2 separate regions of the Homo sapiens genome follow, and region 2 is linked to region 1. Evidence: read pairs that join two places in POLR2A ChIA-PET (ENCODE). Cell type or tissue: CD4-positive, alpha-beta T cell. All regions are shown on one strand. Links, peaks and the distances in the headings refer to the core of each region. The heading gives the core; the rest is flanking DNA.

What was found. ChIA-PET counts read pairs that join two places held together with the same protein. Peaks named below come from ENCODE experiments on the same cell type or tissue, not always from the same donor. Only the 100,000 strongest peaks of a DNase experiment are listed, where the experiment ranks them.
Region 2: POLR2A ChIA-PET joins it to region 1 with 7 read pairs; 9 of 35 experiments call an interaction of 5 or more read pairs at or near these places.

What each region holds. Positions count from the first base shown.
Region 1 is chr11:48,052,563-48,058,637 of GRCh38, reverse strand. The region is part of intron 1 of PTPRJ (protein tyrosine phosphatase receptor type J); the gene reads right to left. Among named protein-coding and RNA genes, the nearest start is that of MIR3161, 41 kb to the left of the region's middle. RefSeq lists an enhancer at 1,812-2,313 and a silencer at 6,007-6,075. In CD4-positive, alpha-beta T cell, for the core only: no CTCF peak of the experiment used is centred there; DNase peaks (open chromatin) are centred at 2,597 and 3,147; H3K4me3 peaks cover 1,059 bases; H3K27ac peaks cover 1,187 bases.
Region 2 is chr11:47,952,213-47,958,287 of GRCh38, reverse strand. No RefSeq gene overlaps it. Among named protein-coding and RNA genes, the nearest start is that of PTPRJ, 25 kb to the left of the region's middle. RefSeq lists enhancers at 2,843-2,932, 2,677-2,971. In CD4-positive, alpha-beta T cell, for the core only: no CTCF peak of the experiment used is centred there; no DNase peak of the experiment used is centred there.

The DNA.
Region 1 (6,075 bases), core at 976-4,975:
CCAGAGCGGTGGCTGGGGAGAGGTGAGAAGTAGTAAGGTTCTGGGTTTGCTTTGAAGATTGAACCCACAGACTGGCAGATGGACTGAATATGAGGTTTGAGAGTCAGGAGTCAAGGAAGACCCAAGGCTGGGTAAAGTGGCTCACACCCGTAATCCTAGCACTTTAGCAGGCCAAGGCAGGAGGATCGCTTGAGGCCAGGAGTTCTCAAGACCAACCTGGGCAACATAGCGAGATCCCATCTCTACCAAAAAAAAAATTGTTTTAATTAGATGAGTGTGATGGTACACATCTGTAGTCCCAGCTATTCAGGAGGTGGAGGCAGGAGGATTGCTTGAGCCCAAGAGGTCAAGGTGCAGTGAGCTATGATCACACCACTGCACACCAGAGACCCTGTCTCTTTTGGTTTTGGTTTTGTTTTAAAAAAAGGCTGGGTGTGGTAGCTCATGCCTGTAATCCTAGCACTTTGGGAGTCAGAGGCAGGTGGGTCACTTGAGGCCAGTAGTTGAAGACCAGCCTGGTCAACATGGTGAAAGCCTATCTCTACTAAAAATACAAAAATTAGCCAGGCATGGTGGCACATGCCTGTAATCCCAGCTACTCGGGAGGCTGAGGCAGGAGAATCACTTGAACCCGGGAGGCGGAGGCTGCAGCGAGCCGAGATCGTGCCATTGCACTCCAGCCTGGGTGACAGAGCAAGACTTGGTCTCAAAAGAAAAAAAAAAAAAGGCAGGAAGACCCAAAAGTTTTGGGTGTGATCACCTAAAAGGATGAAGCAGTCATGAACTGTGGTGAAGAAAACTGGCTAGAACCATTGGCAGAAGTAGTTTCTTGTTTTGTGGGTGTTTTGCTGGGGTGTTGGGGAGCTTTCTTTAATAGTCATTGTGATCAATATGCTTCTTCCCTACGTCTGGCTTCCAAAAGGAAAGTTTTTTTTCCCTCAAAACTCCAGGCTCCCATCTGCCCCTCCACACAGTTCTCCCCCAGGGCTCAGGAGTGATTTCTCTCACTCAGGTGGTCTGTTCTTCCACCTAGAAGTATTATGGGGGCTACCGCTGCCACCACCTCCACCACCTGCCTCGACCCACGTGAGAAGGCCTCTGGGTACCCAAGGCTGCCCGTGACTGGCCTGGTACATCCACCTAATCTCAGCTTCATATCAGAAAGCTAATGCTGCCCCACAACTAAGCTGCATTCTCCAAGACTGTATCAGGAGTAAAGGTGATATTCTCATCTCCACCTTCTTTACACTGTGCCTCTCTTAAGTGGTTCCGAAATCTGAAAAACAGGTGTGCTGTTTAAACTCCAATCATAAGCACCTCAGGACATTTAAAAGAACAACTAACGTTTACCCAGAGCTTTTATTAGCCCACTGGAACTTCCTAATAACCTAACACAGTCAGTTAATTAGCAAATGATGCCTAAGCACCTATTATTAAGCACTCACAGCCGCGCACCACACCAGGCAATGGGGGGCGGTCTGTATCATTAGCACCATTTTACAGTTGGGAAGGCAATCAGAGTCAGTCACTCTGCGGTAGGCCACACCACCAGGACACGGCATGCAAGCGTGCCACCCAGGTCTTCTGACTCTAAAGTCCCTGCTCTTTTCATATTTATGAGCTGGGTTACCTTGGGCAAGTTACTTAACCTCTCTGTGCCTGAGTTTTGTTTTGTTTTGTTTTGAGACAGAGTTTCGCTCTTGTCGCCCAGAATGGAGTGCTATAGCACAATCTCGGCTCACTGCAACCTCCTCCTCCCGGAGTCAAGCGATTCTCCTGCCTCTGTCTCCTGAGTAGCTGGGATTATAGGCATGCACCACTACACCCAGCTAATTCTTTTGTATTTTAGTAGAGACGGGGTTTCACCATTTTGGCCAGGCTAGTCTCGAACTCCTGACCTCAGATGATCCGCCTACCTCGGCCTCCCAAAGTGCTGGGATTACGGGCATGAGCCACCACACCTGGCTGCCGAGTTTTAGCATCTGTAAAACAGAGATTAGAACAGCACCTACCTTATCGCTTTATTGTGAGGGTTAAATGAGCTAAGTGATGCAAAGTACTTGGAAGAATAGCTGAGGTAGTAAGCACTCAGTGAAACTGTCACCATCATCATTATTAGTGCCACGCCAAACTGCCGCTCTAATAGTTAAGATAATAGCTGCCATTACTAAACATTGTGACAAGAACTGTATACTAAATGCTTTACACGCAACAACTCACTGAAACCTTACAACAATCTGAGTTTTTGTACCTATTTTACACTCAGGAATCTGACGCTCAGAGAGTGAGGTCAAGTAAACTGGTGAGAGCTCACACAACTAAGAGGGATCAAAGTCAGGATCTGAACTAGGGTCTTATGGATTATCTGGCTGAAACGTATTTACTGCATCAAGTAAAGCAATTATGTGTGCGTCTAACTTCTATTCAGATGTTAAAAATGCATACAGAATCAAGGGCACCTCCTTGATAAACAAAGCTGCTTTTGAGGCACCTTCGCCCAAAAGTACAAAAGAGGAAAAAAGCTCCACAATGCGTGTTAACTTTATCCACAGTGTGTGATACTAATCATCCCAGACCACATCCTACACGCACCACAACCTGAAAACCCACTTCCTCCCCAGAACACACCCCAGGGAGCACAAAAGTCAACATTCAGCTCCGGCTTCTCTGAGAACACCTTGTATATTGACCTATGCATGCCAGCAAGTAACCGAGCTGGAAAAAACATTCTCCCAAAGCCTGGAAAGGGATCAGAGTGCTTTGGGTTGAAATGCATCGCGTTTTCAGCACTGCTTATTGCTCCCAGCACTCGCAGAGCTGAGCCAAGCAAGCTAGCAGCGTCCTGCTGGATCCTGAGGTCAGTGACCAGAACGAGAGACAGGCTAGCCCAGTGGCCTTTTCTGGACCCAACTTCAGGGATCTACCTTCCTCACCTGACCCTGAAGCCCCAGGGTGGAATGGGACCCTCGTGCCCCCAGGACTGCACAGGGATGTCTGTCAGTATGCCTTGGAAGCTAGCCTGCCTTAAAGTATGGAACCTAGAGACGCTTCTGAGAATGTGGAGTAGAGGGTGGCACTGCTCTTCACTTGTCAGTCATAAGACCAGCCCTCAAGGCCAGAACTTACCAGAAACATAGAGAGGATATGACTGTCACACTGGTGGAGGTGAGGAGGAAAGAGGCCAAGAATGAAAAGCAAAAGGTTGACTGGATGTTAACCTCAGAGATCTGGCGGGAGATTTGGGGCCTTTCAGACCCCAAGGATTACTGTTGCATCAAAAGTTCCCATGCTTGCAGGCATTCAGCCAGGCAAAAATGCAGCCTGCTGCCACCAAAAGAATCCATATTCCCTGAATGCATGGTGAGTCCTGGCCACTTTGGAGGGTCATCTTTTGAGGGCCTACCATGTGCCAGGCACCATGCTAGGGGCTTTATTTATTTTTTTTTTATTTAGAGATGGGATCTCACTGCATCACCCAAACTGGAGTGCAGTGGCGCAATCACAGCTCATTGCAGTCTCAACCTCCCTGGCTCAAGTAATCCTCTCACCTTAGCCACCCAAGTAGCTGGGATTACAAGCATGCACCACTATGCCTGGCTAATTTTTGCATGTTTTATAGAGACAGGGTTTCACCATGTTTGCCCAGGCTGGTCTTGAACTCCTAGACTCAAGCAATCTGCCTGCCTCAGGCTCCCAAAGTGCTGGGATTACAGGCGTGAGCCACCATGCCTGGCTGCCAGCGGCTTTATATACCCCCCTTCAGTTACTCCTTCCAAACACCCTGTGAGAATGGGGACTGGCCCTTTAAAAAAAAAAAAAAGAAAGAAAGGAAAAAAATGAGGAAATTAACACTCAGAGGAGTTAAATAACTTGTTCTCATATAAAACAGACTCCGTGGTAGGACAGAATTAAAACCTACTCTAACTTACAGCTCATGCTCAACTTTTTTTCATAAAAGGGAATCCCGGGGGCCACACTGTGAGAGGCCTGGCGTACATCAGGGACTACAAGTCCGTGGGCAAGACCACAGAGAGGGCAAACAAGCGGTGAAATGAAATGAGACAGGAATCAGAAGATGATGTGCTTCTAACTAGGTGGGCAAGTCACTTCACCTTTCCAAGTCTGTTTCCTCACCTGAGAGATGGAGCCAATCTAAGAAGATAACGCAGACAAACTACTTGGCACATAAGAGGAGCTAAGATGTCATTTCTCTCAATGTGACTTCTTACAAACATAGACAAGATGACCTCTCCTTCATAGAGTTTCTGTGAGAGCAGAGGGCCTGAAGGGCAGAAACTTCCTGGTAAACTCTAATTTGCTATATAAGAGGTTGCACAATGGGGCCCCCTGTCCAAGTCTAGCCCCAGACATGTTTTGTTTGGCCATATATATTTTGTGAACTAGGGCCGGGCGCCATGGCTCACGCCTGTAATCCCAGCACTTTGGGAGGCCAAGGCGGGCAAATCACCTGAGGTCAGGTGTTCAAGACCAGCCTGGCCAACATGGTGAAACCCCCATCTCAACTAAATATACAAAAATTAGCCAGGCGTGGTGGCAGGCACCTGTAATCCCAGCTACTCGGGAGGCTGAGCCAGGAGAACTACTTGAACCTAGAAGGCAGAGGCTGCAGTGAGCTGAGATCATGCCACTGCACTCCAGACTGGGCGACAAGAGTGAAACTTCGTCTCAAAAAAAAAAAAAAAAAAAGAACGAGGTGCCAGAATTTAAACAACAGAATATTTCTCATAAAAATATAATTTCCTGGCCAGGCACGGTGGCTCATGCCTGTAATCCCAGCCCTTTGGGAGGTCAAGGTGGGCGGATCATGAGGTCAGGAGTTCGACACCAGCCTGGCCAACATGGTGAAACCCTGCCTCTACTAAAAGTACAAAAATTATCCAGGCATGGTGGCACACACCTGTAATCCCAGCTGCTTGGGAGGCTGAGGCAGGAGAAGCGCTTGAACCTGGGAGGCAGAGGTTGCAATGAGCCAAGATCACACCACTGCACTCCAGCCTGGGCAACACAGCAAGACTGTCTCTCAAAAATATATATATATAGTTTTATATATATATAAATTATATATATAAAATATATAATATTATATTTGACCTCTCCTTCAGAGTTTCCGTGAAGTTATATATATATTTTATATATATTTTTTATATATTATATATAATATATAGTATATAATATATAATATATATTTTATACATATATATTTATATATATTATATATCATATATTTTTATATATATTTTATATATATTATATTTTTATATATTTATATATAATATATAATATATTAATATATAATATATATTATATATTTATATATTTTATATATTTTTATATATTTATATATTTATATAATATATTATATATATTATATAAATATATTATATATAATATATTTAATATATTATATATAATATATTTATATATTTTTATATATATTTATATATTTTTATATATATAATATATATTTATTTTTATATATTTATATATTTATATATAATATATTTTATATATATTATATAAATTTTTTATATTTCCTGCTTCTGTTGGAGGGGAAAAAAAAAAACAATATCTGGAAACACAGAGCCACATTCTCACATGACAGTAAGGGCTGGCGATGAGTGGTGGCCACCTTTCAGAGGACATGACCCCTCCAACTCCACACCAGGGTCCTCAGCATGCTTCCCTCATCTCTGTGGCTGCCAGGCCCCTAGCGGCTGGTGGCCCACGTACTGCATAGTGAGGTGGTGGAGAGGGCACAGCTGCTCAGCCATTACTAGTTTCTCCATTTCTGCCAAGTGTTTATTGCACTGTAAGATTTTTGGTACTACTTCCCTGTTACCCAGGGATGCATGAAGGACATGTATTAATGGCGGTAAGGTAGGGTCAGCCCTTTTGGGCAAATAAGCTTGACACTCCCCCAAGCTCTTCTCTGTACCCTGCGTTTATCTGTCCCATCCTTTGAGATCTGGTTTCCCACTGATTAAGTTGCTCCCCTTAAAAGTATCAATGAAGAAACACAAACCCATGAGATCTCTGGTCTCGCCTGGCTTCAGA
Region 2 (6,075 bases), core at 1,404-5,403, 100 kb after region 1:
GGGGATAGTTTGACCTCAAGGGTTCAAGACCAGCTTGGGCAACATGGCAAGACCTCCTCTCTACTAAAAATTAAAAAAAAAAAAAAAATAGGCCGGGCACGGTGGGTCACGCCTGTAATCCCAGTACTTTGGGAGGCCGAGGCGGGCGGATCACGAGGTCAGGAGATCCAGAGCACCCTGGCTAACATGGTGAAACCCCAGCTGTACTAAAAATACAAAAAAAAAATTAGCCGGGCATGGTGGTGGGGCACCTGTAGTCCCAGCTACTTGGGAGGCTGAAGCAGGAGAATGGTGTGAACCTGGGAGGCGGAGCTTGCAGTGAGCCGAGATCGCGCCACTGCACTTCAGCCTGGGTGACAGAGCGAGACTCCATCTCAAAAAAAAAAAAAAAAAAAAAATAGCCACCAGGTGCAGTGGCTCACGCCTGTAATCCTAGCACTTTGGGAGGCCGAGGAGGGTGGGTCACGAGGTCAGGAGATCGAGACCATCCTGGCTAACATGGTGAAACCCTGTCTCTACTAAAAATACAAAAAATTAGCCAGGAGCGGTGGCGGGCGCCTGTAGTCCCAGCTACTCGGGAGGCTGAGGCAGGAGAATGGCGTGAACCCAGGAGGCAGAGCTTGCAGTGAGTTGAGATAGCGCCACTGCACTCCAGCCTGGGAGACAGAGCGAGACTCCATCTCAAAAAAAAAAAAAATTAGCTGGGTGTGGTGGTGCTTGCCTGTAATCCCAGCTACTCAGGAGGCTGAGGCAGGAGAATCACTTGAACCTGGGAGGCGGAGGTTGCAGGGAGCCGAGATCGCATCATTGCCCTCCAGCCTGAACGATAGAGCGAGACTCCCTCTAAAAAAAAAAAAAAAAAAAAATTAGCCAAGTGTTGTGACACGTTCCTGTAGTCCCAGCTACTCGGGAGGCTGAGGTAGGAGGATTACTTGAACCCTGGAGGTTGAGGTTGCAGTGAGCTATGATGGCACCACTGCACTTCAGCCTGGGTGACAGAGGAAAAACCTGCCTCAAAAAAACAAACAAAACTAGCAAGGTCCCTGTTTTCACGGAGTTACAGTCAGGTTGGGGGCAGGCAGAGAAAATATATCAATCAATAAATAAACATATGTAACAATAAAAATTTCAGATAGTGATAAGTGCTATCCATTTTTAAGCTTCATCCAAATATCCTCATTGTCTTACCTCAAAAAGCAAATGTCATAAGGAAGAATAATATCATAAACATCCAGCCGGGCATGGTGGTTCATGCCTGTAATCCTAAGCACTTTGGGAGGCTGAGGCGGGCAGACCACTTGAAGCTAGGAGTTCAAGTCCAGCCTGGGCAACATAGTGAGACCCCCTCCCCGCCGCCCGCCATCTCTATAAAAAATTTGGCCAGGCACAGTGGCTCACACCTGTAATCCCAGCACTTTGGGAAGCTAAGGCGGGCAGATCACTTGAGGCCAGGAGTTCAAGATCAGCCATGGCCAGCATGGCAAAACCCTGTCTCTACTAAAAATACAAAAGTTAGCCAGGTGTGGTGGTGCAGGCCTGTAATCCCAGCTATTTGGGAGGCAGAGGCTCAAGAATCACTTGAACCCGGGAGGCAGAGATTGCAGTGAGCTGAGATCATGCCACTGTGCTCCAGCTTGGGTGACACTACCTATATACATATGTATATATGTAATATAGATACATATTATATATATTATATATGTATTATATGGTATATATTACATATATATAACATATATGTAAATATACAATTATATATAACCTTTTATGTATTATATATAATTAACTCTTTGATGTTTATATATAACTATATATATATAATTTTTTATATATTTATTTATTTATTGAAACAGGGTCTGGCTCTGTTGCCCAGGCTTAAGTGCAGTGGCACATTCTCAGCTCACTGCAACCTCTGCCTCCCAGGCTCAAGGCATCCTCTTACCTCAGCCTCCCAAGTAGCTGGAACTACAGGTACATGCCACCACACCCATCTAATTTTTGTATTTTTTATGGAGGCGGGTTTCACTGTGTTGCCTTGACTGGTCTCAAACTCCTGAGCTCAAGTGATCGGTCCACCTCAGCCTCCCAAAGTGGTGGGATAACAGGCGTAAGTCACTGCACCCACCCCCAAAATATTTTTTTACTGCTGTATTTTTTTTTCAAACTAGGATCCAATCATCGTCTACACATTGTGTTTGGTTGTTTTTACTTCTAAGTATTTTTTATCTATATCTCATCTACATCTATATCTACATGTATATCTATAGATATAAGTCCATTGTTCAAATGACTGTTCCCAAATGTCATGTACCCAGAAAAAGGACACATCCTAGCCAGACCCACTCAAGTGAAACCCAGGCTATTTGTGGGTACCAAATGCTGTAGTTTGGTCCTCCCCTATCCACTGGTAAGAGACGACTGATTATGGGTAAAATCCATGACCTTGGAGAAAACCAAAGGAAACCCTATATGTGGATCAGCCTCATAGGAAAAGGACTATAGATATGTAGTTTCTCTCTCCCTCCATCTTTCTTGTATAATTCAAAGAGGCAAATGGGTGTAATGAGAAGAACATAGGCAGATAAGACTTTAACTCTAGCTCCATGACTGTAAAGCTATATGACCTTGGGCAAGTCTTTCACCTCTTTGAGTTTCAGTTTCTTTATCTGTAAAGTGAGGACAATGCCCACTTGAAGTGTTATTGTGAGGGCAAAATGAATTAATTTATACAGAATGCCCATCACAGTCCTTTAATTCTCTATAAAGCTTAGAGCAGATATTGCTACCTGATTACCAAATCCATTTCCTTTTCTTCCTGGTGACCCAGCTAGACTACATTTCCCAGACTCCCTTGCAGATAGATGCTGCCCTGTGCTCAAGCTCTAGCAGTGAAATGTGAGCAAAAGTGTGCTTTGCAAGCTATTTCCAGGCTTAGCCCATAAAACCTTTTATGCTTATGGGCCCAGGGCAACCCTTCAAATGACCTGGTGAAACTGACAGAATCTCTGTGTCTGGATCCCTGAACGGCAACGTGGAGTACAGCTCTTGTTGTCAATAAGAGACATCTGATTTGGACTCTACATGAGCAAGAAACAAACCTTTATAGCATTAACTGATGAGGTTTTAGCTGTTACAGCAGTTAGAATTGCTTTAACCAACATAAAGTTCAATGTGACAGATGAAGTCACTACTAAAAAGGAAAACCTGCAGGGCGCGGTAGCTCACACCTGTAATCTCAGCACTTTGGGAGGCCCAGGCAGGCAGATCACTTGAGGTCAGGAGTTTGAAACCAGCCTGGCCAACATGGTGAAACACCGTCTCTACTAAAAATACAAAAATCAGCCGGTCATGGTAGCACACGTCTGTGGTCCCAGCTACCAGGGAGGCTGAGGTAGTAGAATCCTTTGAACCTGGGTGGCGGAGGTTGCAGTGAATAGAGATCATGCCACTGCACTCCAGCCTGTATGACAGAGCAAGACTCTGTCTCATAAATAAATAAATAGGAAAAACCTAATAGGTTTTATTTAAACCATGGTGGCTTTGGGAAAACCATATAGGGAACCATACAACTGTTAGGGGGGACATTCACATTTTAATATTAAATTTCATCAATTTGCAACACCTTTTTTTTCACATTTTTACACCGATGTGTAAATTGATGTGCAAGTGATGGCATCTCAAATTGTTGATGAATTGCTGACAGCCAGGTCATAGTCACTGCCCACACGTGCACAGGGCTGGTCACAACTCTTCCTCTTGCCAACCTTTCCCTTAAGCTGTGTGCACTGTTAGCACTATAGGTATTGAGTTTAATCACTACTTACAATGTCTTCAAAAACATTCCACACTGATTCAGCACTGAAATGAAAAATTATTATATACTAAAAAGGGTAAGGAAACAAGCAGCTTGATAGTCGATAAAAATCTATGTCTAAATAAGACTTAAAAGAGCTCTTTTAATATGCATAAAATGAAATTTTTAAGTGATGGGAAAGCTTTGTGTCACGGTTTTCCTATTTCTTAGAAACGCATCAGTAAGGGTGTAGGTTACAATTGATGGTGCCTTAGATTTGGTGAAATTGCCAATAATGTAGACATGTCAGTGATTTTAACCCAGGAAGGAATCCAGTGTAAATAATAATAACAAAAAAAATTCACATATATTGAGAGCCAAATATACACAAAATTCATGCTTTACTCACATCTTATTATTTATTCATCATAATAAGCCCATGAGATGGTTACTCTTTTTTTTTTTTTTTTTTTTGAGACACGGTCTTGCTCTGTCACCCAAACTGGAGGGCAGTGGCATGATCTCCGCTCACTGCAACCTCTGCCTCCCAGGTTCAAGAGATTCTCCTGCCTCAGCTGGAGTAGCTGGGATTACAGGCATGTGCCACCATGCTTGGGTAATTTTTGTATTTTTAGTAGAGACAGGGTTTCACCATTGGTCAGGCTGGTCTTGAACTCCTGACCTCGTGATCTGAGATTTGGGAGGCCTTGGCCTCCCAAAATGCTGGGATTACAGGTGTGAGCCATGGTGCCCAGCCCGATGTTTACTCTTATATATGATTGCAAATTGTCCTAAGTGCTACGAGAGTGAATAACAGGGAAGGAAAACATAATTAAGATTAGGAGGAGAGGCCTCCCTAAGGAAGTGACGAGACTCGAAAGTTAACAGTAGGCAGCATTTATTGAGCACTTACTATGGACCAGATACGATTCTAAGTTTATCATATTGACTCACTCAATCCTCCCCAAAACCCTAAGAAGTTTATTATCAGCTCCACTTTACACAAGGGAAAGTCAAGACAGGAGTAGAGAAGTTACATAACTTGCTCAAAATAACTCAGGTTACACATTACGGAAGATAAGCCTAGAATTGGAACCATGGCAGTCCAGCTCCAAAATCCGTGCATTTTACCACTTCACCATCATCTCTCAGTAGAGATAGATGAACAGTATCACATGAGTGAGGCATCCCCCCGCTTTATCAGTGGGAGTGTCAGTAAATGATCTGGCTACAAGCAAAGACTCCAGAGACCAACATTCAAAGTCAGGCTCTGCAACTGCTCAGCAAGGTATTTTAATCTTTCTATGCCTCGGTTTCCCCATTTGTTGTGATTAAATGAGGATTAATGAGTTGATACACATATAGAACTTAGCTCAGAACCAGAAGATAAATGTTAGGTGGTCTTATCATCTTCATACAATGCTCATCACAACCCAAAGGAAACAGACCCAGAGAGGTTTAGGAATTTGTCAAAAATCACATATTTCAAGAAAGGAATCAGGATTTGAACCTAAGTCTGTTCACCCAGAAGCCCTTTCTTTATGCATTACTCATGAAGCTTTCCATTAAAAATGAGTCAATGGAGCTGGGTGCAGTGGCTCATGCCTGCAATCCCAGCACTTTGGGAGGCCAAGATGAGAGGATCTCTTGAACCCAGGAGTTCGAGACCAGTCTGGGCAACTTGGTGAGACCGCCACCCCCCACCCCCCACCCCCCTGCCATCTCTATGAAAAAATAATTAATTAATTAATTTTAAAAGGAGTCAATGGTTTAGGTCTTCATTCCTAAAGATTTCCATTTAGAAAGGAGATCCTAAATCCCAATGTGACACCTCATTTTAACATCCCGAGTCTTAATCAACAGTAAGGCTCTCTCATTGCAAATCTAGTTTTCAATTGTTTTGAGGCCATTTTCTCTTTGAGAAGCCCAAGGGAAGAGAGAAACTCACCAGTTTCTTTCTTTTCTACCCTTCATATAAGGTATTTCACATTTCCCAACCTACGTTGAGAAGGCAGGGACATTTTAGAGTCAGGCACAAAGTAGGTGCTCAAGGCTGGGTGTGGTGGCTCTCACCTGTAATCCCAGCACTTTGGGAGGCTGAGGCGGGCAGATCACATGACATTAGGAGTTCAAGACCAGCCTGACCAACATGGAGAAACCCTGTCTCTACTCAAAATACAAAATTAGCCAGGAGTGGTGGCACATGCCTGTAATCTCAGCTACTCGGGAGGCTGAGGCAGGAGAATCACTTGAACCCAGGAGGCAGAGGTTGCAGTGAACTG